Linked DNA regions of Mus musculus: all the other regions are linked to region 2. Evidence: chromatin loops called from intact Hi-C (ENCODE). Cell type or tissue: heart. All regions are shown on one strand. Region 1 holds the start of B3galt6 (UDP-Gal:betaGal beta 1,3-galactosyltransferase, polypeptide 6). Region 2 holds the start of 9430015G10Rik (RIKEN cDNA 9430015G10 gene). Region 3 holds the start of Isg15 (ISG15 ubiquitin-like modifier).

Region 1 (8,000 bases), 120 kb after region 2:
CCTCTGCTACAGCGCAAGGCAAATCACAGTCAGCTGCCATGGAGAGTCCAGAGCAGCCCCACATCTTTATGCCTGGGATTAAAATGGAAGCACACCCTTATAATATTTGTGATTTTTAAAGCAACCAAAATTCCAAATTCTCACTATCAACCTTTAATCCCAGCACTTGGGTGATAACCAGGGCTACACAGAGAAGTATTGTCTCAGGGAGAGAAAAAAAAAAAAAAAAAAAAAAAAGACAGACCACCACAGTTAAGTGGAAGCAAATGCTTCACTAAATATATTTATTTCATAACATGATTTAATAATCAGGACCAACCATATATTCCAGCAGGATATGGTGACATTCAACTTTAATCCCAGCACACAGGAGGTGGACATGGGTGGATCTCTGAGTTCAAGGCCAGTCTGGTCCACACTGTGAGCTCCAAGCCAGCCATGGATAAACAGTAAGATCCTATCTCCAAACAAGATCCACACACAAGGGGCTAGGGATATATATATATATATATTATATATATATAGCTCAGGCAGGGGTGAAACACTTGTCTGGTGTGCTCAAGTCCTAGGGCTGATCCCAGCACTACCGGGGGGGGGGGGGGGGGGGGAATGAAGAAGAAAAAGTGAAAAAGGAAAACAACAAATGATGTTTTTACTTTTTAAAAAAGAAACTGGAGAAATGTACTTGGCCAGGCTAAAGTTGCAGCACTTCCTGTACCCTAACCCCACACACCAACAACACAACAACGTAAACCTGACTCCATTCCTCCCTAATCACTATTCCAGTGTGTATTGGACGGCTGCGGTCACTCATTCTCCAGACCCCAGCTTGACCACAGAGCTCTGTGACCTTGGTTAAGGCATCTGACCTTTGCTGTAGAGAATCTATTATAAGCATCACCTGTCAATAAAAAAGCCTATGGTTAATGAGCTAAGGCAGAGAATAGGAGGTGGGACATCTGGCAGGGGTAGAGAGAATTCTGGGAAATGCTCAAGGATTTGCCCCGGAATGATGAGGAGACGGGTGTAAGAATACAAGGAGAAGAAAACAGGCATGAAACTCAGGAGTTTCATCTTGTCATAGCTTCTACACATATCAGTTTCCAACCAGTAGTAAAAAGGAATGCTAGTGACACCTGTAGTGGAGGTGACAATGATACCCCTTGATTTGCCATCAATCGAAGTCAGATGGCATTCTATTTGTCAAAGTCACAACTGTTTTATGATCATTTGTTAATCTCTACCTGGGCCTAATTTCTAAATTAAAATTTGCTGTACCTATAACAGTCTACTCAGGACTTAGTTCCACCTAGGTTTCAGGAATACACAGGGTGGCTGGGGGAATATCTGTACTTCTTTGCCATCCTTACATTATAATTCTGATGAAATCAAACTATATATTTTGTTTCTTTTGCTTTTTTGTTTTGTTTTGAGACAGGGTCTCACAATGAAGCCTTGGTTGGCCAGGAACTTGCCAAGCAGACTGACTAGGCTTGCTTCGAGTTACAGGCAGTAGACTCAATAGTTCAAGGCCAGCCTCAGCTACATAGTAAGTTCAGGCAGGCTACATGAAACCCTGTCTGGAACCTATCGCTAACAACAACAAAAGAGGAAAGGGAAAAAAAAAAAGACCACCAAAGTCTAAAAACCAACAGTGTAAAACAGCCCAAAAGCTGGTAGTGGACTGATGATTTAGCCCAGTAGTAGAGCCTTTGCCCAGCATTTACGGTGCTGGATTCGATCTCCTCCAGCAACACAAAAATAGGAATGTAAAGAAATAAAGCCTGGCAGGAAGAAAAAAAAAAAAGTTAAGTAAAAGAAAAGAAAAAGCCTTTAATTCTAGCACTAAGGAGGCAAAGGCAGGCGATCTCTGAGTTCCAGTGCAGCCACTCTGGTCTACAGAGTGAGCTCCAGCACAGCCCGAGCTACACGGAGAAAGCTCGCTCGTCTCGAAAAACGTCAACAACAACAACAGTAAGTAAAAGCAATGTCGGTTTAAGAACTACGCCGAACAGTACCGGAGAAGAACGCCCACCAACCCGGGCTGGGCAGGAAGGTTTTACCCAGGCCTTCCATTTCCAGCTCACACTACTAGAACTCATGGCGCACGTTTTACCAAAGGGGAAACCGAGGCAGAGATGCTGCTGGACCACAAGTTGAGGTCACAACGCCAGCCGGTAACAGAGCCCCGAGCCTCAGATCCCCCGCGGCAGTGAGTTCCGGAAGCAGCAGCCGAGGAAGAGGGCGGCCCGCGGGGTCGAGCCGGCTCAGACCTGGCGCGATTCGAACGCTACCCGAATGGCCTCCCAAGCCCGCCCCTCGCACGGCGACTGCAGGGACCCCTCACTCACCCCGGCTTCTGATGCGCCGGGTCTGGGCGCCCGCCAAGTCTTACGCAGAACTCGGCTCAGGCCGCCGCCATCTTTCTTCCGGGAAGGGGCGAATAAGACAACCGGGAACGGTGGGGAAAAAAACACCCGGCCTCCGGTACGAATCTCGAAGCCGCCATCTTTCTTATGGGCGGAAGCAGCCTCTGCGAAGCAACCAATAGGAATGGCGCGCGGGGTCACGTGTCAATCATTCTGGGCCCAGCCCTATCCTTCAAAGCCGCCCTGGATATCAGCTCCGGGGAGTCGAAACCCCCAGCCACGGTGCGCCTCGGGGCTCCTCCCACGTTACCAGGCCTAACCGGCCGCGCCAGTCTCCGAGTCGCGCAGGCGCCTTCCAGCGTCCGAGTCGAGTCGCGCAGGCGCCTTCCAGCGTCCGAGTCGCGCAGGCGCCTTCCAGCGTCCGAGTCGCGCAGGCGCCTTCCAGCCTCCGAGCCTTCCAGTCTCCGAGTCGCGCAGGCGCCTTCCAGTCTCCGAGTCGAGTCGCGCAGGCGCCTTCCAGTCTCCGAGTCGAGTCGCGCAGGCGCCTTCCAGTCTCCGAGTCGCGCAGGCGCCTTCCAGCCTCCGAGTCGCGCAGGCGCCTTCCAGCCTCCGAGTCGCGCAGGCGCCTTCCAGCGTCCGAGTCGCGCAGGCGCCTTCCAGCGTCCGCGCCTGCGCTCCTCGGCGGCCTCTCGCCCGCAGCATGAAGGTATTCCGGCGCGCTTGGCGGCACCGGGTGGCGCTGGGCCTAGGCGGCCTGGCGTTCTGCGGCACCACTCTGTTGTACCTGGCGCGCTGCGCTTCCGAGGGCGAGACGCCCTCCGCTTCCGGAGCCGCTCGGCCCCGCGCTAAGGCCTTCCTGGCGGTGCTGGTGGCCAGTGCGCCCCGCGCGGTCGAGCGCCGCACCGCAGTGCGCAGCACGTGGCTGGCACCGGAGAGGCGTGGCGGACCCGAGGACGTGTGGGCGCGCTTCGCCGTGGGCACTGGCGGCTTAGGCTCGGAGGAGCGGCGCGCTCTTGAGCTCGAGCAGGCGCAGCACGGGGACCTGCTGCTGCTGCCCGCCCTGCGCGACGCCTACGAGAACCTCACGGCCAAGGTCCTGGCCATGCTGACCTGGCTGGATGAGCGCGTGGACTTCGAGTTCGTGCTCAAGGCGGACGACGACTCCTTTGCGCGCCTGGACGCTATCCTGGTGGACCTACGCGCACGGGAGCCCGCACGCCGCCGGCGCCTCTACTGGGGCTTCTTTTCCGGGCGCGGGCGCGTCAAGCCGGGAGGTCGCTGGCGAGAAGCAGCCTGGCAACTCTGCGACTACTACCTGCCCTACGCGTTGGGCGGTGGCTATGTCCTTTCTGCGGACCTGGTGCATTACCTGCGCCTCAGCCGCGAGTACCTGCGCGCGTGGCACAGTGAAGACGTATCGCTGGGCACCTGGCTGGCACCAGTGGATGTGCAACGGGAGCACGACCCACGCTTCGACACGGAGTACAAATCTCGAGGCTGCAACAATCAGTATCTGGTGACACACAAGCAAAGCCCAGAGGACATGTTGGAGAAGCAACAGATGTTGCTGCATGAGGGCCGGTTGTGCAAGCATGAGGTGCAGTTGCGCCTTTCCTATGTCTATGACTGGTCAGCTCCACCCTCCCAGTGCTGCCAGCGCAAGGAGGGCGTTCCCTGATGTCACTGCAGGTGCCGGGGTCTCTCCTGACACAGGCCAAGCATCCTGAACAATCTGATAAATGATCTGGGCTGAGCTTGGTTTATCCAATTGCTGTTGAGACCTTGGGACTGATGGCCAGAGACAGCTAACAATGTCTAGTCCACTGAGGGTGCCATTAGTGGTCTGGTGTAAGGCCTACCCAAGGACATCTGGTTATGAATGTGGAGATTGCATCTGAGCGCGTGCGCGCGCACGCGCGCGCACACACACACACACATGCACACACACTGACCATGTAATGCCACCTATCAGCCATCTGGAGTGTGAGGGAAGGGCCTCCTCACTTGATGAGTTTAGAGTGCCCTCATTCTGCAAACTCTGCAGCTCACTGCCCATCTTGATTGTTCTGCACAGCCTCACCTGCAGACTGTGTTGAATTCATCTCAAAATGTTACTTGTCAAAGTTGTCTTTGTATTGTTCAGACAGAGTTCCATTCTGTTGTGTCTCCCGTTTTTTATCTTTTGTCATGGACAAGTATGAGGTTTGACTTGATTTTCAAGTCAACTAGGTTAGAATTTTTGTCTCAGTGGATAGAGGTTGATAAATATAATGCAGTTTGCTTAGACCTATTTATAAATATTGTATGCTTGCATAGATAAGAATTTACAGAGGCAGGCAAATCTCTGGGTTCAAGGCCAGCCTGGTCTACAGAGTGAGTCCAGGATAGCCAGGACTATGCAGAGAAACCCTTAAATTTTTTTAAGTTGGGAGTGCACGTCTTAATTTATTTTTAACTAAAGGAAAATACTTGTGTCAGATTTTGTATCTGTGGATTAATCTGTCAACAGCCTAAGTGGCCAACCCCACTTCTGGGTGTGTTTAAAGCATAGAAGAATATTTAAACTATCCATTTCTCTTTCAGGTTTACACATAAATCAGTCTTTTTGTGTGTGTGTTTGTTTCTGAACAGACATGACTTTTAAAGCTTTTCAGGGTGTGTGAGCGTATGGACTGTAAGGCACTTGGGATCAGAATGTCCACACAAAGTTTGTCTTTCAAAGTGGTTTATTCACACCAACAGTCTTTACAGTATCGGGCTAATATAAAAGTTAAGCAGCTGTCTCACCAAGCAGGTTCCACCGTGTGATCTCTGGGAATACATTTCAGAATACTTCTCAGCCACCACCCACCGTCAAGGCCTTCAGTTATCAATTGTGGCCGACTCCAAGGAGGTCCTTGAGAGTGTAAGCATGTGGCCAGTCAATGGCGGGCTTAAGTGGGCGGAGTAACAGCACCTGAAGTTCCGGGGTGACTGAGGCCAGGGCCACCAAGAGAGTCTCAAGTCCCTTAGGTATCAACATGGGAGGGTATGGAAGCCTTGTCACAGGAACATTGACAGTATGATCGATTGACAGGCCATCCCCAGGGTTCTCATTTCCTTGGGTTCACGGCCATATCAGTGCCACCTTAAGGTTAGTTCATTAGCATATCAAGGCCTATTCTGGACTGCAGGGTGGGCTGCCAGTGGATTTGCTTCTGAGGTGTAGCTCTTGTCAAAGCTGCCTAGTGGCAAACTCGAGCATTATTTCAAATCACACAAGAAGGCCTTTGAGTTACACAACATGGTTTTTAAACTATGTTCCATACAAGCTTCCACAAAGACCTTCAGATTCCTGGTGTCTCAGCAAAGTTTCAGAGATCCAAACCTGTGTTGAGGCTTCCTAGAGTCTCTCTTAAGGAAATAATATTTGCTACCTAGCATAGCACCCCAACCACACAAACTTTAACAGTAGTACATATCCCCTTTTAATGTTTAAAAAAATTAAGAGTATACTTAGAAAAATATAATAAGGTGGCTCCAGGATAAATGGACAACCTGAGCTGGCCATGACCTCCAGCTTTGGATGATGTTGCAATCTCTGCTATTTTAATGGGACTGATGTTTGAGGTTTTGTTTTTATGAGACAGGGTCTAGCTATGTAGCCTAGACTAGACTTGAACTCAACCCTGCCTAATCTCCTGACTACTGAGATTACAGGCATAAACCACCAAACCAAGTTTACATTAACTTTTTGTTTGTTTGATCTGTATAGCCTGAAGGTATTCCTGCCTGGGGAACTGTGGATGCGGAGAGACATGCCCTGATTGCCTGTCATTAATTTGCTTTTAAAATTTCAGGCTGTAAACTTGAACGTGTTTGGATTCTTCCTTTTCCTTTTGTTTGTTTTCCCCCACCCCTGTTATTTTAAACCATGTCCAGCTAGGCTATTTTCTTTAGAATATTCAGGACTGGAGTGTTAAAGCCCCGGCTCTGAAAGGAGGAGGTCCTTATCAGTGACTGATCCTCCTATGTTCATAACGTGAGGCAGTCAAGTCCTGAGTGAGATTAGGAGGTAGGAGGCCCAGTACACTTTCTGCTGAGCTCCTGAAGAGATGATGAACTGCCTGGTGTATACATTGTTCGTAGAGTATGAGATCCAATGGGGCTTAAAGGTGCCATGCCCTCACAGGTCTGGTGTTTTTTAGGGATGTTGATAACAAGACCAAGTTTCATACCAATCATTTTTACCTAGGACGTTTCACATGAACCTTGGAATTGCTTGAGGAGTAGTTAGGTCTCTGTCCTTCACAACGAGCTTGAAGAGACTAAACAACATGTAGGACCATGTGGCAACCAAGACTCACGCTCAGGGCTCCAGATGACTGCTCAAAAAACAGCACAGATGCCAAAAGTCCACAACTAATGTAAGCTGTAGAGATGATTCAGTCAGTCAAGTACTTACCATGTAATTATGAGGTCCATAGTTTGATCTCTCCGCTTGGCACCCACGTAAAAAGCTAGATGTAGTGATATGGGCTTTAAATCCCAGTACCAGGGGAGGCAGAAACAAGAATGTCCAGCCAGGCTATCAGGAATCCCCAGGTCCCAGTACAAGACCCTGTGTCAAAACAAGATGGCCAGCTCCTGAGGAATACTCAAAGTTGACCTCTATTTAGCCTCCAAACATGTGCCCACTGACACACACAACAATAAACCCCACACTTGTTCAGGGTGTTGTGTGGTACTGTTCCTAGGGAGACATCTACTCACTCCCAGCCTCCCCCACCAAAAACAAACAAACAACAACAGTGACAGACCAAAGTGAAAGATATCTCCAAAATCCAACTTGGTAAACCAATGAGTTACTGGGTTACTTAACAGGAATATCTGGGTAATCAGACCACTCAAAACCAGCTGCATCACCAACAGCTCACCTCAGCACAGGACAGTTTATGAAAGCTGAAAATTTGAAGTACACTGCAAAACTTACAGACAGTTCAACAGGTTGGAGAGTGTCTTTCCAAGCATAGTTAAGTTGGCCCGAGGGCCCTTCCCCCACCCCCAGCCCCATTGGGCTCAGCCTCCTTATCTCCTCTATGTGGCTCAGCTTGTCTGAGACTGTTTTTCGGCAGTCCTTACACCTTACATATGCTTGGAGAAGGAGGGACCCAATGAATCCAATCAGCGACTTCCTGAAGCTCTGGGCTTGCTAACTTCCAGTGTTTAACCAGTTTCCTTACAGATTGCAATGTCTTATCTTCCTTCAGAAAATCCTCCGTTTTAAAGAGCTTTCCTCCAAGATGGGATGTTTGAAATGAGAGGAAGCTGCTAACCAACACGGAAAGCATTTAAACTGAGCCCAGAGATAGCTAGTCAGTAAAAGCGCTATCCATGTAAACCTGACAACCACCTGAACACAGGTAGGAAGCTAGATGTGGTGGTGCACATTTGTAATTGTGGCACTCTACGGCATAAATCGAGGTAAAGTAAGAACTACTAGAGCCAGGCATGGTGGTGCACGCCTTTAATCCCAGCACTCGGGAGGCAGAGGCAGGCGGATTTCTGAGTTCGAGGCCAGCCTGGTCTACAGAGTGAGTTCCAGGACAGCCAAGGCTACACAGAGAAACCCTGTCTCAAATAACAAAAAAC
Region 2 (8,000 bases):
GAGACACCATGAGATTTTGTCTCAAAATTAATAATAATAATAATAATAATAATAATAATAATAATAATAATAATTACCTCTATGAAGACTTTTTACTTAGCAGCGGCCCCCGAAGCATTGAAGGAGCAGGCAAGCTGGGCATTTCCAATTCTGGAACAATAGTAGTCTGAGCTTCCTAGATAGAGGAATTCTAAGAGAATGCAGAGAAGTTTCAGTTTGAGGCTAAAAATGAGGAATTAAACTCTCTGGCCTAGGGCAGTGGGAAGTCCCACTTGAGGGATTATGTGGGTCCACATGACCCTTAGGGGTTCGGGATGATATAGGTCTAGTCCTCTGAGCAGGGGACGTAGGAATTTGTACTGTAATTCACTTTATACTGGATTTAAGCCAGGACTGTCAAGGCAATGACCACACTGCAAGAGGCAAGAGGTGGTGTTCAGGCCCGCAGGAGTTATCTTTGAAGCCTTATCCGGAGCCTTTCTGGCACTCATTAGTACATGTGTTTTGTTTCAGTAATGCATGCTGGGTTTCAAAATACATTCTGTCCTTGACTTAACTCTTCTTTCTAAGGTATGAAATCTTCTTAGAGACATATTTATATCATAGTCTGGCTGCCCCTCAACTGTAAGATGTAATCATATTTCAACCTTTCTGTGAATTTAAGGTTTGTTCACCCATAGACCTGCCCTGGCGGAAAACTTCCAGATGTTAAACAGACCCTCTCTCTGAGAAGAGCATCCCTAAGCTTAGGTCAAGTTAAAAAAAAAAAAAAAAAAAAAAGTCCAACATTAATCAACACTGCCACGTGTTACATAATTTCCACACAATAACCAACATCTACTTCAAATAGACAAGTCAGGGGGCTCTGAAAAAATGTGTACCCATGAGGCCACCACTGCAGCAAAAAGCTATCAGTATCGGAGCCTTCTATGAGCCCCACCCCCACCCCCGCTTCCTCAACCTAAACTCCAGGCAACCAAGCTGACCTTGTCACTGCAGTCTATAATTTCATATAAATAGAACATACAGTCTAAGTGGCTCCTTCCATTCAGCACCAAGCATCTTTAGGCGTGCTTTGTTATGCGTGTTCTGTTCACTACCATGTGACTGCTATGAGGCTATACTCCATTTCCTTTCCCTATCACCTGCTAACAGGCTCCTGATCTGATTGTATCACTTGGGAAATCACAGGGCCTTGAGCACACACTATGTGAGCCTCTATTTCTATTTCTTATAGGTAAATACCAAGGAATGTGTGTTGGATCAGAGAGGTTTAATTTGTCACTTTTAGTACCTCTTTACTTGCCCACCAGTGAAGCAGAAAGGCTCAAAGGTGCTGCATCCTCACCAATATCTGGTGATGTACTGGCGGGCACCTAGTGGTATCTTATGTTATCAGCATCCCCCTGACTAGTAACGGTTGGCATCTTTTCATGACATTAGTCACACGTGTGTCCTATTGAACTGTCTTTTCTCATCTTTTATGTGTTTTAATTGGGTTATCTTCCAATTAGATATGGCAGTTCTGTAACATGTACTTATTCGCTCTGTGTGTGCATGAGTATGCACATACATGCCACCAGACACATGCTATATAGCATGTATGTGGCCATCAGAGAACAGTCAGTTCTCTTCTTTTACCCTGCGGATTTCAGAGATCAAATTCAGGTTGTCAGCCTTGGCTGTAAACCCCTTTATCCACTGAGCCATGTCACTGGTTCAGCCATTCTGAATGTACTTTTTAAGTTTCTGATTATTTGTTTATGTCATATTTACACATCTGCTAAGACATGCATGGAGGTCAGAAGACGACTTGTGAGAGGCAGTTCTCTTCTTTCACTATGTGGGTCCTACACATACTTTCCTGTTGTGCGTGGTGTATACACGTGTTTAGAAGTGTGTGTACACCAGAAGTCAGCAGTGACTACTCTCCACCTTATTTTGTGTAGTGCATGTGTGCATGGGTTCACTTTCCCACGGCACGTGTGGTGCTCAGAGACAGGAGATGCATGTCTTCCTCTATCACTCTCCACCATTGTTTGTTTGTTTGTTTGTTTTGGAGACAGGTCTCTCTATAATCCTGGCTGTCCTAGAACTAGCTGTGAAGACCAGCTGGCCTTGAACTCACAGCGATTCCCCTGCCTCTGCTTCTCTGGTGCTGGAATTAGAGGTGGGTCATAGGATCTTTCACTGAACCCAGACCTCATCACCTTTGCTGGATGGTCAGCCTGCCCTGAGGAGTTGCTTGTTTTCCTTCTACTCAAACTGGGATGAGGGAGGTACGCCACCTGCTCTTTCAATAGGGACTGGGAATCTGAATTCAGGCTCTCATGCTTACACACGCATTTTACCCTCAGCCATCTACCCAGTCCCCATCCACTGTATTTTTTGAGACAGGCTCTTTCATTGAACCGGGAGCTCATTGATGCGGCTCAGCTGACCAATCAATGAGCTCAAGAACCCATCTGACTCCATTCCTCACATTAATGTGGGCACTGTGGCTACAAACTCATCCTCATACTTGTTCTGCAGGCACTTTTAACTGAGCTATCTTTGCCACACCTTTTTATTTTTTTGAATTAGGATCTCATTATGAAGGCCAACCTTGCCTGGAACTCACTGCATCACTATGTAGACCAGGTTGGTCTTCAACTCCTGCCCCTGCCTCCCAAAGTGCTAGGGTTACAAGCATGGGATTACAGACCACTGTGCATGTGTGTGCAGTCTTATGTATTTCAGGCTGGTCTCAAACTATGTAGTAGATGATGTCTTTCAAGCTGATTTTCTTTTGAGATAGATTCTCATCATTAGGTAGCTACACAAGGAGTAGCATTGTTGAATACCTGTTCTTACCCACTATCCTGGAGCCTGGAACTCAAGAGATTTGCCTGCCTCTGCCTCCGAGGTGCTGGGAATGTGTGCCACCATTGCCTGGTAGCAATGTTCTTTTAATGAGTTACCTTATAGATCCAAATTAACATGAACAAATGCAAGCCAGTTCCGAAAGGTTGTGACAGATGCTGCTAGTGGACAAAAGAGCTCACCTAAGATGAGTTAAACTCATCAAGATATGTGCTTGCTTTGTTTTGGGGAAGATTATTAAGGCCAGGATATGGAAGTCAAGAAAAGAAACTATTAGCCGAGTTACGGGGCCACATGCCTTTAATCCCAGCCTAGTCTACAGAATGAGTTCCAGGCCAACCTGTCTCAAAAAAAGAAAGAAAAGGAAGGGGGGATGGGGGGGGGTGGAGAAAGAAACTATCTGCATAATTCAGATCTGTAGTTCCTTCTACGAGCTTCTAAAAATAAAAACGGACTCAAATTATTGTCTAGCTCTTAACGTAGTTACCAAACTATGTTTGTAACCTGGCTCAACCTGGTGAAGCCAACCCATGACTTTCTTGCGGGATTTATTGTAGAGGAGAAGCAAAATGTGAGAAAGCCCCAGATTCAAATCCTGCCCCCACCCCACCTCGGCCACACACAGCACCACAAACCCACAAATTAAAAACAAAACAAAACAAACAAACAAACAAACAAAAAAAAACAGTTTTGCCTTCTTTGTACACTGCAGTGAGACTAAGAAAACCCAACAAGATTACGAGACAACGGCAGGGGTTACATGGCCAACCCCTTTCCCAAAACAATAAAAAAACAAAATACTGGGCTAAGTTCGACACCTTTACATTTAATGCGCCGAAACGCGGGAGGATGTGTAACTCGCTGATATAGTGGCTCTCACGGCAAAGTCCTCAAGAAGAGCACATCCCGCGGGAGGACCTCGCCCCCTTCACGACACCAACCCATCTCCCACGTCCTCCACCTCCGTGCAGCTCGCGGTCCATGTCCCCTGCAACCTCCCCGTCCCTCCATCCACCACGCTCCACTCCCGGCTCCGTCCGTACCGCCTCCTCACTGACAAGATGGCAGGCAGCGAGGGAGGCGCTGCCCCGCTAGGCCCTGCATTAGTCTCAGAGTCCCAGAGTCTGCGCTACCCGCGGCCTTTACGGCGTCGCTGCAGCCGCCACCTCCGCCAGAGCAGGGCCCTCACTCACCACTCGCCAGCCGAGCTCCTTTCGTACCGGCCGCCCTGCGCGCGCCCCGCGAGCGTCTCTGGGATTTGTAGTCTCTGGCCCGCCCCCGCCCAGGCCGTGGCGAGGGCAAAAAAACTACAACTCCTAGCGGCCCCTTCGCCCAAGTGCGTTTACCCAGGATTCCGTCCTGGCAGCGGGTTTGCGTTCCCAGCGCTGACTGGGAAATGTAGTCCAAGAGGACTTGAGCCTAGGGAGGGAAGGAAACGACTACATTCCCCAATAGTTCTAGGGGCGGCCAATCATCGTAGTCCTTGTTAGGTGGCCGGCCTTGGTTCTAAGCAAGGCTATGGAGTGTAACGTCCGCCTCGCTCCAAGAGGGTCACAAAAGAATTCAAAGCTGGAGCCGGGTGTCGGGGCGCACGCCTTTAATCCCAGCACTGGAAGGCAGAGACAGGCGGATTTCTGAGTTCGAGGCCAGCCTGGTCTACAAAGTGAGTGCCAGGGCTATATAGAGAAACCCTGTCTCAAAAAAAAAAAAAAAAGAATCAGAACTGCCAATCAAGGCTATGGTAGCCTTTGAAATATTTAACTGGCTATAGTTCGTGATTTGGCTAGCCCCATTTCAAGATGAAGACAAAGTTCAAATTCATTCTTTTGTAAAAATCGGGACTTTCTAATACATCTTTGGCGTGTCTGCTTAGGGAGCTGGACTCTGGTTCCTCCCAAATGGGAAGCCACACCCACTCTTAAGCCGAGCATGGTGCCTCTGGGGTCACCAAGTGGAATGCTTAGGAGGAGTCTTGTCTCTGGGCTGCCTGATCGCCCCGGCCTCTCACTTTGGAGGCCTCGGGTACTTAGGCTTCTTCACAGAAGCTAAAACTCCATGGACGCCCCACAGTAACACAAGGAGGAGGCACTGTACTTTTTTTTTTTTTAAAGATTTATTTATTATTATATGTAAGTACACTGTAGCTGTCCTCAGACACCCCAGAAGAGGGCGTCAGTTCTCATTATGGATGATTGTGAGTCACCATGTGGTTGCTGGGATTTGAACTCAGGACTTTCAGAAGAGCAGTCAGTGCTCTTACCCACTGAGCCATCTCACCAGCCCTGGCACTGTACTTTTTGAAAGCTTACATCTTCTCTGAAGTGAGGTAGAACCACTAGACCGCCCCTGGAAAAGAGCAAAACTGTGTGCACCAGGGCTCTGTTTTGAACAAAGATTAGAGAGTATCTGTCAGGCTTGGTCCTGTTTTTTTCACCCTGCTCTCTGCTAGGCCTTCCTCACTTCCTCATGACCTCAGTTTCTCTGATCTGGTAGAGCTGGTCAGACAACTCAGCATTCTTTGCACCACCGCGATTTACTCCTCTCTGGAATTCTACCCTAAGGCCCAGTGGATCTAAGAATAAAGCTGTGGTCTTTCTTGGCCAGCCGCAGTGACTACAGCAGCACGGGGGGGGGGGGGGGGGTGTGGGGGGGGGACTGTGGTAAAATGGACGAGATTCTTCCTAAATTAGTGACATCAGGACAGACAGGATTTCTGTCTGTGTTGCTTTTTTTGTACTTCCTCTGGGCTACCCCCAGGACCTCTAGTATTTCTGGCAAGTATTAGGAAAAGACAGATGACTTTGAAAGGGTTGTGTGTGTGTGTTCATCAGAGACTTGACATCCACGGAGCGTTGGTAGGCAGTGAGTATGAGGGAAGAGTCATACGCAGGACACTAGCACCTCTTCTTTCACTATAAATGCTTCTGCTAGGATGGAAAGGTGTCTGCGGGCTCAGGAACCCAAGAACCACACAGCTCTGAGAGGAAGCCTCCTCGCATTGCAGCTCCCAGGGGAGGGATCCCCAACTGAGCTGAGGAGCTCAGGACCCTCAACTTCTTAGCTTCTTTTCTTGGCTTCTTCCAATGACAGAGTAACTCCAGGCAGTGAATCTCACAAAGGCTATTTATTCAAGGGAAGAATCCAGGAAGAGGGACAAATCCAGGGACAGATGCCCTCTGCTCCCAGGAGTGAACATCAGGGAAATGGGCACAGGGCAGTGAAAATAAGAATTTTTGAGAGGGCGGAGCTTCTCAGGGCAGAGATGACCAGAGTGAGGATTTCAAGTCCTGAGCTTGGGAATCTCAAAGATTGGTAGACTTTCATGCTCAGGGGTTAGTGGGGTGTGTGTGTGTGTGTGTGTGTGTGTGTGTGTGTGTGTGTGTGTGTGTGTGTGAAGTTCAGGGATTGGTAGTTTTTTCCCGCTTGGGGATTTGTGGGTTTTCCACCCCCTTTTCCCTGCGTTGGGCCCAGGGTTGCCATCTCCGTGGAGCTGATAGCAGACCTATCCCCAGCCCATTTTGTAATATTACTGTAGTCAGTAGGTTTATTTGGCCTTGGAGGGTAAGGGTAGCCTTAAGGTTTTCTGAACCTCAAATCCCTATACACAGAATTCACCACTCTAACTCTTGCAAAGCGCTGTCTAATCCAGTTATAGTCAAGAGCACAAGATTTTAAGTTTCCTTGGTCATCTGAGTATAGACTTAAGATTGCTTCTTTATCGGCCAGCAGTCAGGAAAGCAGGGGCAGGAGTATCTCTTAGTTCGAGACCAGCCTGGTCTACAAAGCAAGTTCCAGGACAGGCAGGGTTATTATACAGAGAAACTCTGTCCCAAGGGAAAAAAATAAGCTTACCATGCTGAAAGCATCTTTGTCCAATCTATACATCCAGCTCTCTGAACAGATGAAAGAGTGTTCACGCTTTTAATTCTGAGCTATAGCTTTTGCTGTGACTTGAAGGCATGAATCTGTTGTTGTTGTTTTGTTTTGTTTTGTTTTTCTTTCTACAATGTGGATTTCAGTACAGATTACAATAGTGGTAATGCTAATGTGTCTAAAAATTTTATCTCTTAAAAAAAAAAATCTTTGGGGCTGGTGAGATGGCTCAGTGGGTAAGAGCACTCGACTGCTCTTCCGAAGGTTTGAAGTTCAAATCCCAGCAACCACATGGTGGCTCACAACTATCCTTAAAAAGATCTGACTCCCTCTTCTGGAATGTCTGAAGACAGCTACAGTGTACTTACATATAACAAATAAATGAATCTTTAAAAATATTTTTTAAAAAAATCTTTGGCTGCACGGAGGCCAGAGAGCAGAAGGAGAGGACCCAGGCCCCCTCCACTGGGGCAGCCCGGGAAGTGTCCAGAGCAGCAGCAGCGAAGCAGTTACCACCTGCCCCGGCCACGCCGCCCTCTTGGAGTCTTTGTGAGTTTTCCATTTAACCCTGGACATGCTATCCCGAAGCCACTTGGTTTGGTTCTTTTATTCATTAAACATGTGTGGGTTTTTTTTTTTTTTTGATTTTTTGTTTTTTTGTTTTTAAATCCGTTCCTTCTCTTTTTTTTTTTTTTTTTTTTTTTTAAAGATTTATTTATTTATTATATGTAAGTACACTGTAGCTGTCTTCAGACACTCCAGAAGAGGGAGTCAGATCTTGTTACGGATGGTTGTGAGCCACCATGTGGTTGCTGGGATTTGAACTCTGGACCATCGGAAGAGCAGTCGGGTGCTCTAACCCACTGAGCCATCTCACCAGCCCCCGTTCCTTCTCTTGAAAGGTGCTATGAGTTTAGAACCCTTTGTAAGAACTCCCTGGGCAGACAAGAAACTCCACGCTTAGCTGCTTGACGCAGCAGGTGCGTGGGAGTCCTCAGATAAAGGGATCAATCAATCATAACTTATTTCTTTTTCAGTGTTAAGGTAATAGCTGGCTTTTATGTCCACTAAAATATTTATCCAAAAAAAAAAATAGTATTTATCTAGTTTTCCCCACCACCTTGTCAATCACACCTTCTGGTAGGAGGCAGAAGTCAGAGATGCTCTTAGCAGGCAGCTACTTACCAGTGGTATGTGACAGGCTTCCAGCTACTCATTCAAAAAAGGGGTCCCCTGTTTTTAAGGAACTTGAAAGCAAAGCCTGC
Region 3 (8,000 bases), 93 kb before region 2:
CTTTTTTGTGCACAACTACTTAACAAACCTCAACCAACAATGACCAACAACAACCAACAAACAATCTACCCTGCCACTCAGGGCCCTAGCATTTATATACCATCTGAAATTCTCCAGAATTCCAAATGCCACACAACCACAGAAACTATCTGCAGCTGGCAAAATCATGCCTCTACTAGAGCACAAGGCAAGTCATAGTCAGCTGCTGTGAAGCAGCCCCACACCAGAGAGTAAAACAAAAACATATTATTATACTATTTCTGTGGGGCTTTTTGAAAAGATTTGTTTATCTATTTCATCTATGTGGGTATACTATCGCTGTCTTCAGACCCACCAGAAGACAGCATCGGATGCCCATTACAGATGGTTGTGAGCCACCATGTGGTTGCTCGGAATTGAACTCAGGACCTCTGGAAGAGCAATCAGTGCTCTTAACTGCTGAGCCATCTCTCCGGGCCTATTTCTGTGTTTTTTAAGAAAACCGAAATTCCGCCGGGCTTGGTGGCGCACGCCTTTAATCCCAGCACTCGGGAGGCAGAGGCAGGTGGATTTCTGAGTTCGAGGCCAGCCTGGTCTACAGAGTGAGTTCCAGGACAGCCAGGGCTACACAGAGAAACCCTGTCTCGAAAAAAAATCAAAAAAAAAAAAAAAAAAAAAAAGGAAACCGAAATTCCAAAGTTGTTACTACAGGGCCAATATGACCCACTTCTAGTGCTCTCAGTTGACACTTCTTCCCTAGGCCACACCTTTTCCCCCCACCTCCTGAAGGTGAAGTCTAGATATAAGTACCTCCCCTTTCCTTGAATACCCTTCTGCAGTGAGCAGTTCCCCACCTCCCACACAGACTCTCCTGCTAAGAATATCCTCCAGTTCGTTCCTTAGTACCAATGTCCTCCCTGCCTCAGGTCTGAAGGTTACAACATGTATCCCACATGGCACGTATTGTTCAGGATCAATTGCTCCAGCTCCTGGAAATCCAGGAAGATTAAAAGCAGTGGGAAAAGCAGGGATGACAAGTTTAGCAAAGACTTCTCCAGATTTCTCCCCGGCATGTACAGCGTGTTTCAAGACTCTCCAGGGATGGCCTATTGAACGAGGTGGTAGATCAACCTGTTTTAGTTACTTGCTTTACTTCATGGTGGCTTGGGTGCAGCTTCCAGACCACTCACAAGATACTCTACGGGCTTCACATCTCACACAAGGAAATCATAGCACTCACTCACGAGCAACTCGAGGATCAAGAGGCATAAACAGCATAATGGTGACTTTGTGGAGTATGAATGTCCTAGCCTTTGTGCCTGATATTTTCAATAGCATCCAGATGCCAGTGATCACGATAATGCAGAAAGAAACTCCAATCTTCTCCCACCGGATGTGCATCAGGTCTTTGACTCCTCATGAGTCTCTCTCGAATGTTGAGTTTTGCCTCCCAACTACTTAATTCCCAGAAATAGTGACTCCGAGACTTATTTATTAATAAATGCCTGCCCTACAAGCTTTGGCTCCTTCCTGCTAACTCGTAACTCAGTTATCCCTTTTATTCTAACCTGAATTCATCTGCATGGCTGGTTCCTCTCCTTGTCTTTTACCTCCATCTCCTCAGCATTCTGATGAAAATCTCTCTTGTTCCTGACGAATTCCCAGATTCTCATCTCTGCCAGATGTCCCACCTCTTACTTTCTGCCTCAACTCATTGGCCGTAAGCGTTTTTATTGGCAGATGACGCTTCCATACAGTTAACAACAGACACTCTGTATACTCTGTCTAGGGATGATGTGTCCTTGCCAGCCTGTCCTGCAGGAATCCCTGCCTGTGTTGCAGGAAGGGAACTGGAGTTGGGAAAGGGAAGCTCAACTTGGCTAGAAGCTGCTATCTTTATGTTGAACCATGAGAATAAGCAGAATGCAAATAGCGAAAATTTAGGTTTCATGGCAGACAAGGTCAGCTCTCCCCTAAGTGCAGCACAAATCAACACAGATCACCTTTCAGGGTCTGGAGAAGAGTATGAAATTTATTATTATTTCTTTTAAAGACAGGGTTTCCCTGTGCATCCCTGGCTGGCCTGGAACTCACTGATCTGAAACTCACTATATAGACTAGGCTGACCTCAAACTCACAGTGATTCACCTGCTTCTACTTTCCAAGCACAGATTACAGGCATGTGCCACCATGCCCAGTAGTACCAGGGCTAAGGAGATGGCTCAGGGGGTAAGAGCACTTGTTCTACAAGCATGGAGGACTGGGTTTAAACCCATGTAAAAAGCTAGACATGACTGTCCTGCCTGGAACTCCAGCACAAGGAATAGGGGACAGACATTGACAAATTCTGAGAGCTCACCTTTCAGCTCAATGAGAGATTTCTTTGGTTGTTTTGGTTTGGTTTTTGAGACAGGGTTTCCTGTGTGGCGCTAGTTGTCCTGGAACTTGATCTGTAGACCAAGCTGTCCCCAAACTCAGAGATTTGCCTGCCTCTCCCTCCTGAGAGCACTGGGATTAAAGGCATGGATCACCCTCACCACCACAACCCCGTCCCACCATGGTTACAACCCCACCCCACTCCTGGCAGAAGTCTTGCTGTTTGCCCATGGATACATAGTAGCACATGCATACATCACAATCACACACACACACACACACACACACACACACACAGTTATTTTTTTAAATCAGGAACCCCCCCCTTCCCATACTTCTCCCCAATCACCTTACTGCACCGAGACAGCTTGGTGACTGTCACCTTCTTGGTTGCCCCCTATTGGGGTCCATATTATATCCCAGGGTAGTTGCAGACTCCAACACTAAGCAAAGCAAAGCCAACCCTGGAGTGTGAGGGGACACATCCCCATCCGTATATCCCCGACTAGAAGAAGGGCTTGGGAAACGATCTGGGTCAGGGATGCCAGAGCTAGGAAGCGGTGCTACTGAACCATATGGTTTAAAACCAAACAAATGCGCCGTGCGACTGTAAATACGCATTCTCTGGTGCAAGCCTGCAGTCGTAAGACAAGCCACACTTCACCGCGGCCACAACCTCCAGGTTCAGCTCGGGCCCAGAGACCCGGTTCTCGAGTGGGAGGAGGTACTGGAGTCAAACTTCTGCAAATGCACCACGAAGGCGGGAGGCGGGCCGGCTCCTGGTTCCAGCTGGGACAGGCAGGCGACCCCCTCACATCCTGCCAGGAAGCAGATCGTCTCGGTGAGACACTTTCTGAAAGAGCCCAGAACTTGCCCAGGGTCTCAGGCTCGGCAAAGCCATCTTGCTGAGCTCTCAGGGTTAGGATTAGGGTTAGGGAGCTGCAAGCGCGGGAATCTGTCCCTGTCCCGCACACAGCTCACCTCCACGCAGTGACCCCAGCTGTCACCGGGCCGTGTAGGCGCTGCAGATGTCTTTTACGCTCATCTCCAGGATGTCAGCTGTCCTCGGTTTTGTGAGCTTGGGAGCCGTGGAGGCGGGAACGCAGGACGGGTGGCAAGGCAGAGAGTTACCCTTCCCTCTGAATCGTGGGCTCTGAGTGAGGGCCACAGAAGGCCTGGGAACCGGGCTTCGCCCCGGCCTCCACTCACATCCTTCCTGCGCCCGCGGTCGCAGTGACGGTCGGGAGCAGAGCCAGGCTTGCACTGACGCGCGCTCGCCGCCCCTTCTCCAGCTTCCAGGACTTTTAGGTAGAGCCGCGCTTGAATCCGGTGTTCCGTTGTCCCTCGCTCGACTTTGCGGGTTTTGGCAGCGTTGCCCACTGGTCTGGGGTCCAGGTCCAGCTAGCGAGGGCTGAGACGCTCGCCCGGCTTTCCACGCTGTACCTGGCGCCCCGGTGCGCACCGCGTGGGCGAGCGCCTGCGACACCGAACCCGGAGGCCGAGCTCTGAGCGCTTAAATACGGCGGACGGGGGGGGGGGGGGGGGAGCGGCGGGGCTGTGAATCCTTCTCGACTTCAGTTCCCACACTCCTCCCAGCCAATGAAGAGCCAGCCTCCAGCCCGGCCTGCCGCCCGCCCTCTCCGGTTGTTACGCGTAGCCGATCTCCGGCTACGAAAGTGAACCCGACGACGTTGCATCCGAGAGGTCTCGGGTTAGAGTGGGCGGGGCGGGGGCTCCTGGCTCACTTAGTTTTGGAGAAGAAGCACCAGAGGGTATGGGAGGCAAGTCATGAGCACCTGGTAGGAAATCCAGAAGGATATTTCTCCAAAAACTAGAAAGCAAATCCTCAGGACTGTGAAGTCAGGACCCACTGAGGCTCCTCACACAGCCCTACCCAAGACCCGAGCAGGATCAAGACAGCCACTTGTCTCCTCAGCCGAACAGCATTTGCTCATGGGCAGCGTTGTTTCCAGCAAGGAGCCTGAAACTAACACAGAGGTCTGGGAACAAGCTTGGGTAGAAAGATGAACCAACACCAGACACCGAGACTAGAGAGGGGTCAACTGGTCCTGGTCACCTGATAAGTGACATCAACTGATATCACAGGGCAGCGGAAGGACGACTTCGTGCAGTGTAAGGATAAGGATATCAGTGGTGACAGAAACCAGATGGGATGATGTCATGGTGCCAGTGATGTATCCTGAATTACCCCACCGCTAAGTTCAGCCAAGAAGAACTCAAAAACTTAGGGCAAGTGAGGCACAGCCGCACGTGCCTTTAATGTAGCATTCAAGAGGCAGAGACAGAAAGAGCTCCGTGAGTTCGAGGCCTGCCTGGTCTACAGAGTAAGTCCCAGCACAGCCAGGGTTACATAGTGAGACCCTGTCTCAAAACACACACACACACACACCAAATTTTTTTTCCAAAGGAAAATAAGAAAAACAGGGCCATTATTATTTTAATGGTTGCTATTGTTTTCATTCTGAGTTACACTGCTATACATACAGACATTTTGTACTCAGGTTACTAAGCACAGCGTAGCCTGGCAGCTGCCTCCATTCAATGGAGGTGGCCTGAGACCACAGGAGGGGCTAGACACCCTACTGGTGGTCCTACTTCTTTAATTTTCTTTAAATATTGGGCTGGAAAGATGGCTATGTGGAAAGTGATTGAAGAAAACATTCAACATTAATCTCTGACATGTATAAGCACACATATGCATGCATATAAGCAAAATAAAGAAAGAAAGAAAATTTATATATTCAGTTCCTTCTTCTAAATTTCTAATTTCCTGCACTCACATATACACAATCCCCCCCCCCCAAATACACTGTATCCACATAATTAAAACTAAACCTTAAAAAAAAAAATCTAAGCCAGGCAGTGGTGGCACATACCTTTAATTCCAGCTCTTGGGAGGCAGAGGCAGGCAGATTTCTGAGTTTGAGGCCAGCCTGGTCTACAGTGTGAGTTACAGCCAGAAGGACAACCAGGGCTATACAGAGAAACCCTGTCTCAAAAAACAAAAAACAAACAAACAAAAAAAAAACAAAAAAAAAAAAACAAAAACAAAAACAAACCAAAAAAACAAAAACAAACAAACAAAAAAAAAACCAAAACTGAGTACTAAGTATATAACTCAATTGTTAGAGTACTTACTTAGCATGCATGAAGCTCTGGGTTCTGTTCCCAGAACTGCAGAAAATGGCACAGAAGATGAATCACTAAAATCTCAGAACATGAGCAGGAGAAACAGAAGGACCAGTTTAAGGCCAATTTTAAAGTGAGTTTGAAGCCAGCATGGACTACATAGCAAAGACTACTTCAAAAACAAACTCATCTGACTCAATGTATCTTGATGTGAGCAATACTTTGTTTGTTCTCTTGGCTTTTCAAGACAGAGTCTTGGTGCTTGTTCTGTAGACCAGGCTAGCCCTGAACTCAGACATCCACCTGCCTCTGCTTCCCCGGTGCTGGGATCAAAGGTGTGCGCCCTGGCCCAGCTACAATAGGGTCTTAATAAACTGTTCTAGGACAGAAATGCTTCCTACAAGCCCCTCCCCCCCAAAAAAAAACTATTGTTCTAAACTAATAACCAATAGCAGTTGTCTTTGGGCAATTCTGATTGGTACTATGTTATGCAGTTTCTGAATTATTATGCCATTTTCCAAGACAACTAATTTCCAAGCTAACAAACGACAAATACATTTTCTATTATTCGTTCCTATTCTGACTTTTACATGCCTTGTGAAGGACCTGAAGGGCGTTTAGGGAGTTTTAGAGCACACAGGCCTGGTTACAGCTTTGACCCTTGAGAGCCAGTCCCTTTCCTTCCCAACTACAGTTTCTTTTCATTCAGTTTTGGTTTTCCCACTCATTTAAGGTATGCCGTAGGAAAAGGAAACCGAAACAGAAAATAGCTCTGGTTTCTGGAAACTCCGCCTCTTCACACCCACAGCTCATACTTAAAAGAGTCGACCCAGTCTCTGACTCTGAGAGTCGATCCAGTCTCTGACTGTGAGAGCAAGCAGCCAGAAGCAGACTCCTTAATTCCAGGGGACCTAGAGCTAGAGCCTGCAGCAATGGTGAGTCCAATTTGGGACAGAGGCAGATGGGTTTCATTTTAGTTGACTTTACTCCATTCCTTGATAGGGTCTTCCAGAGACAGAATAGTCACAGTATGAGAACAGAATATAATTGTTTAAAGCTCACTCCTGGGGGGCGGGGGGGGGGCAGGTTCTTTTGCTCAGATACCAGCTCTAGATCCCTTAAGGCTGGGCCCAGAAGGCTATCTTTATGGGTGAACTGAAACAATGTGATGGTTGTGGGACCCTTTAGAACCGAGGCCTCCGTATCATATACCTGGATGGTTCCCCTAATAGAGGAGAGGATGGGGTGGGGGTGGGGGGGGACATGGATGGACGTGGGGGCTGGCCCTGTGACTGGTGCTTTGCATGTAGTAACTCCCAGCCAAAGTTGCTAAGCCGGTGGTTCTCAGCCAAAGGATTCAGGAACCTTTTGGGGGCCTGAATGACCTTCTGACAGGAGTCGCATATCAGATATCCTGCATATAGCAAAACCAGTTATGAAGTAGTGATGAAAGCAGTTTTATGGTTGGGGGTCACTACAACTCCAGGAGCTGTATTAAAGAATGGAAACATTTTATTAGAGTCATAGCATTAGGAGGGTTGAGAACCACTCCTAAATCCATGTGATGCTTGCAGGCCTGGGACCTAAAGGTGAAGATGCTGGGGGGTAACGATTTCCTGGTGTCCGTGACTAACTCCATGACGGTGTCAGAACTGAAGAAGCAGATTGCCCAGAAGATTGGTGTGCCGGCTTTCCAGCAGCGCCTGGCCCACCAAACTGCAGTGCTCCAGGACGGTCTTACCCTTTCCAGTCTGGGTCTGGGTCCCAGCAGCACAGTGATGCTAGTGGTACAGAACTGCAGCGAGCCTCTGAGCATCCTGGTGAGGAACGAAAGGGGCCACAGCAACATCTATGAGGTCTTTCTGACGCAGACTGTAGACACGCTTAAGAAGAAGGTGTCCCAGCGGGAACAAGTCCACGAAGACCAGTTCTGGCTGAGCTTCGAGGGAAGGCCCATGGAGGACAAGGAGCTGCTGGGGGAGTATGGCCTAAAGCCCCAGTGCACAGTGATCAAGCATTTGCGCCTGAGGGGTGGGGGAGGGGACCAGTGTGCCTAAGGCCCCCATCCAGAGCCAGTGTTGGTTATAAAAGATGATGGGGGGGGGGGTATGGAGGACTTTTGGGATAGCATTGGAAATGTAAACGAGGAAAATACCTAATTAGAAAAAATATCAAAAAAAAAAAAAGATGATGCAATAAAAAGCTCTGCCTCTTGTTTGCTTGTCCCTCTCCAGAAATGCCCTTCTATCCATGGTGAGAAGGCTCTGGGTTGCCAAGTTAAGAGACAAGGATTTCACAGTGAGAGCCTAGTGAGGAAATGCCCCTTCCAGACCCTTTGAGTAATTAATTCACTTCTGGAGAAAGACACTTTTGCTGGGACCCAGTCCTTAGTCTCAGCCAGGCCCTAAAAATGTCCCCATGTCTACATATGGCTCAGGGACAGGTTAGGCCAGTTTCTACCAGTAGCAGGATGAGGCTCCTAATGGAACCAGTGA

What was found. Peaks named below come from ENCODE experiments on the same cell type or tissue, not always from the same donor. Only the 100,000 strongest peaks of a DNase experiment are listed, where the experiment ranks them.
Region 1: it touches region 2 in a loop (3-fold over the local background); 7 of 42 quality-filtered maps call a loop at or near these places.
Region 3: a loop joins it to region 2, with 5 times the contacts of the local background. A loop is called at or near these places in 9 of 42 quality-filtered maps.

Annotation. Positions count from the first base shown.
Region 1 is chr4:155,987,686-155,995,685 of GRCm38, reverse strand. B3galt6 (UDP-Gal:betaGal beta 1,3-galactosyltransferase, polypeptide 6) reads left to right here and starts at 3,008. Exons shown (of 1, transcript NM_080445.4): 1 at 3,008-6,220. The coding sequence starts at 3,070. The coding sequence ends at 4,047. It overlaps Sdf4 (stromal cell derived factor 4), which reads right to left and starts at 2,843. Exons shown (of 7, transcript NM_011341.5): 1 at 2,352-2,843. In heart, CTCF peaks have their summits at 2,585 and 3,247; DNase peaks (open chromatin) are centred at 2,585 and 3,835; H3K4me3 peaks cover 3,443 bases; H3K27ac peaks cover 2,538 bases.
Region 2 is chr4:156,106,079-156,114,078 of GRCm38, reverse strand. 9430015G10Rik (RIKEN cDNA 9430015G10 gene) reads right to left here and starts at 4,081. Exons shown (of 10, transcript NM_177205.1): 1 at 3,906-4,081; 2 at 78-190. In heart, CTCF peaks have their summits at 4,170 and 5,023 (motif pointing right); DNase peaks (open chromatin) are centred at 4,218 and 4,788; H3K4me3 peaks cover 2,195 bases; H3K27ac peaks cover 1,977 bases.
Region 3 is chr4:156,199,146-156,207,145 of GRCm38, reverse strand. It overlaps Isg15 (ISG15 ubiquitin-like modifier), which reads left to right and starts at 6,328. Exons shown (of 2, transcript NM_015783.3): 1 at 6,328-6,440; 2 at 7,080-7,722. The coding sequence starts at 6,438. The coding sequence ends at 7,562. It overlaps Gm46878 (a long non-coding RNA gene), which reads right to left. Exons shown (of 4, transcript XR_003955191.1): 4 at 7,643-8,000. It overlaps AW011738 (expressed sequence AW011738), which reads right to left and starts at 3,862. Exons shown (of 1, transcript NR_030671.1): 1 at 1,118-3,862. It also overlaps a transcript of Perm1 not described here. In heart, no CTCF peak of the experiment used is centred here; DNase peaks (open chromatin) are centred at 3,215, 3,995, 4,495 and 6,318; H3K4me3 peaks cover 2,711 bases; H3K27ac peaks cover 2,319 bases; H3K27me3 peaks cover 367 bases.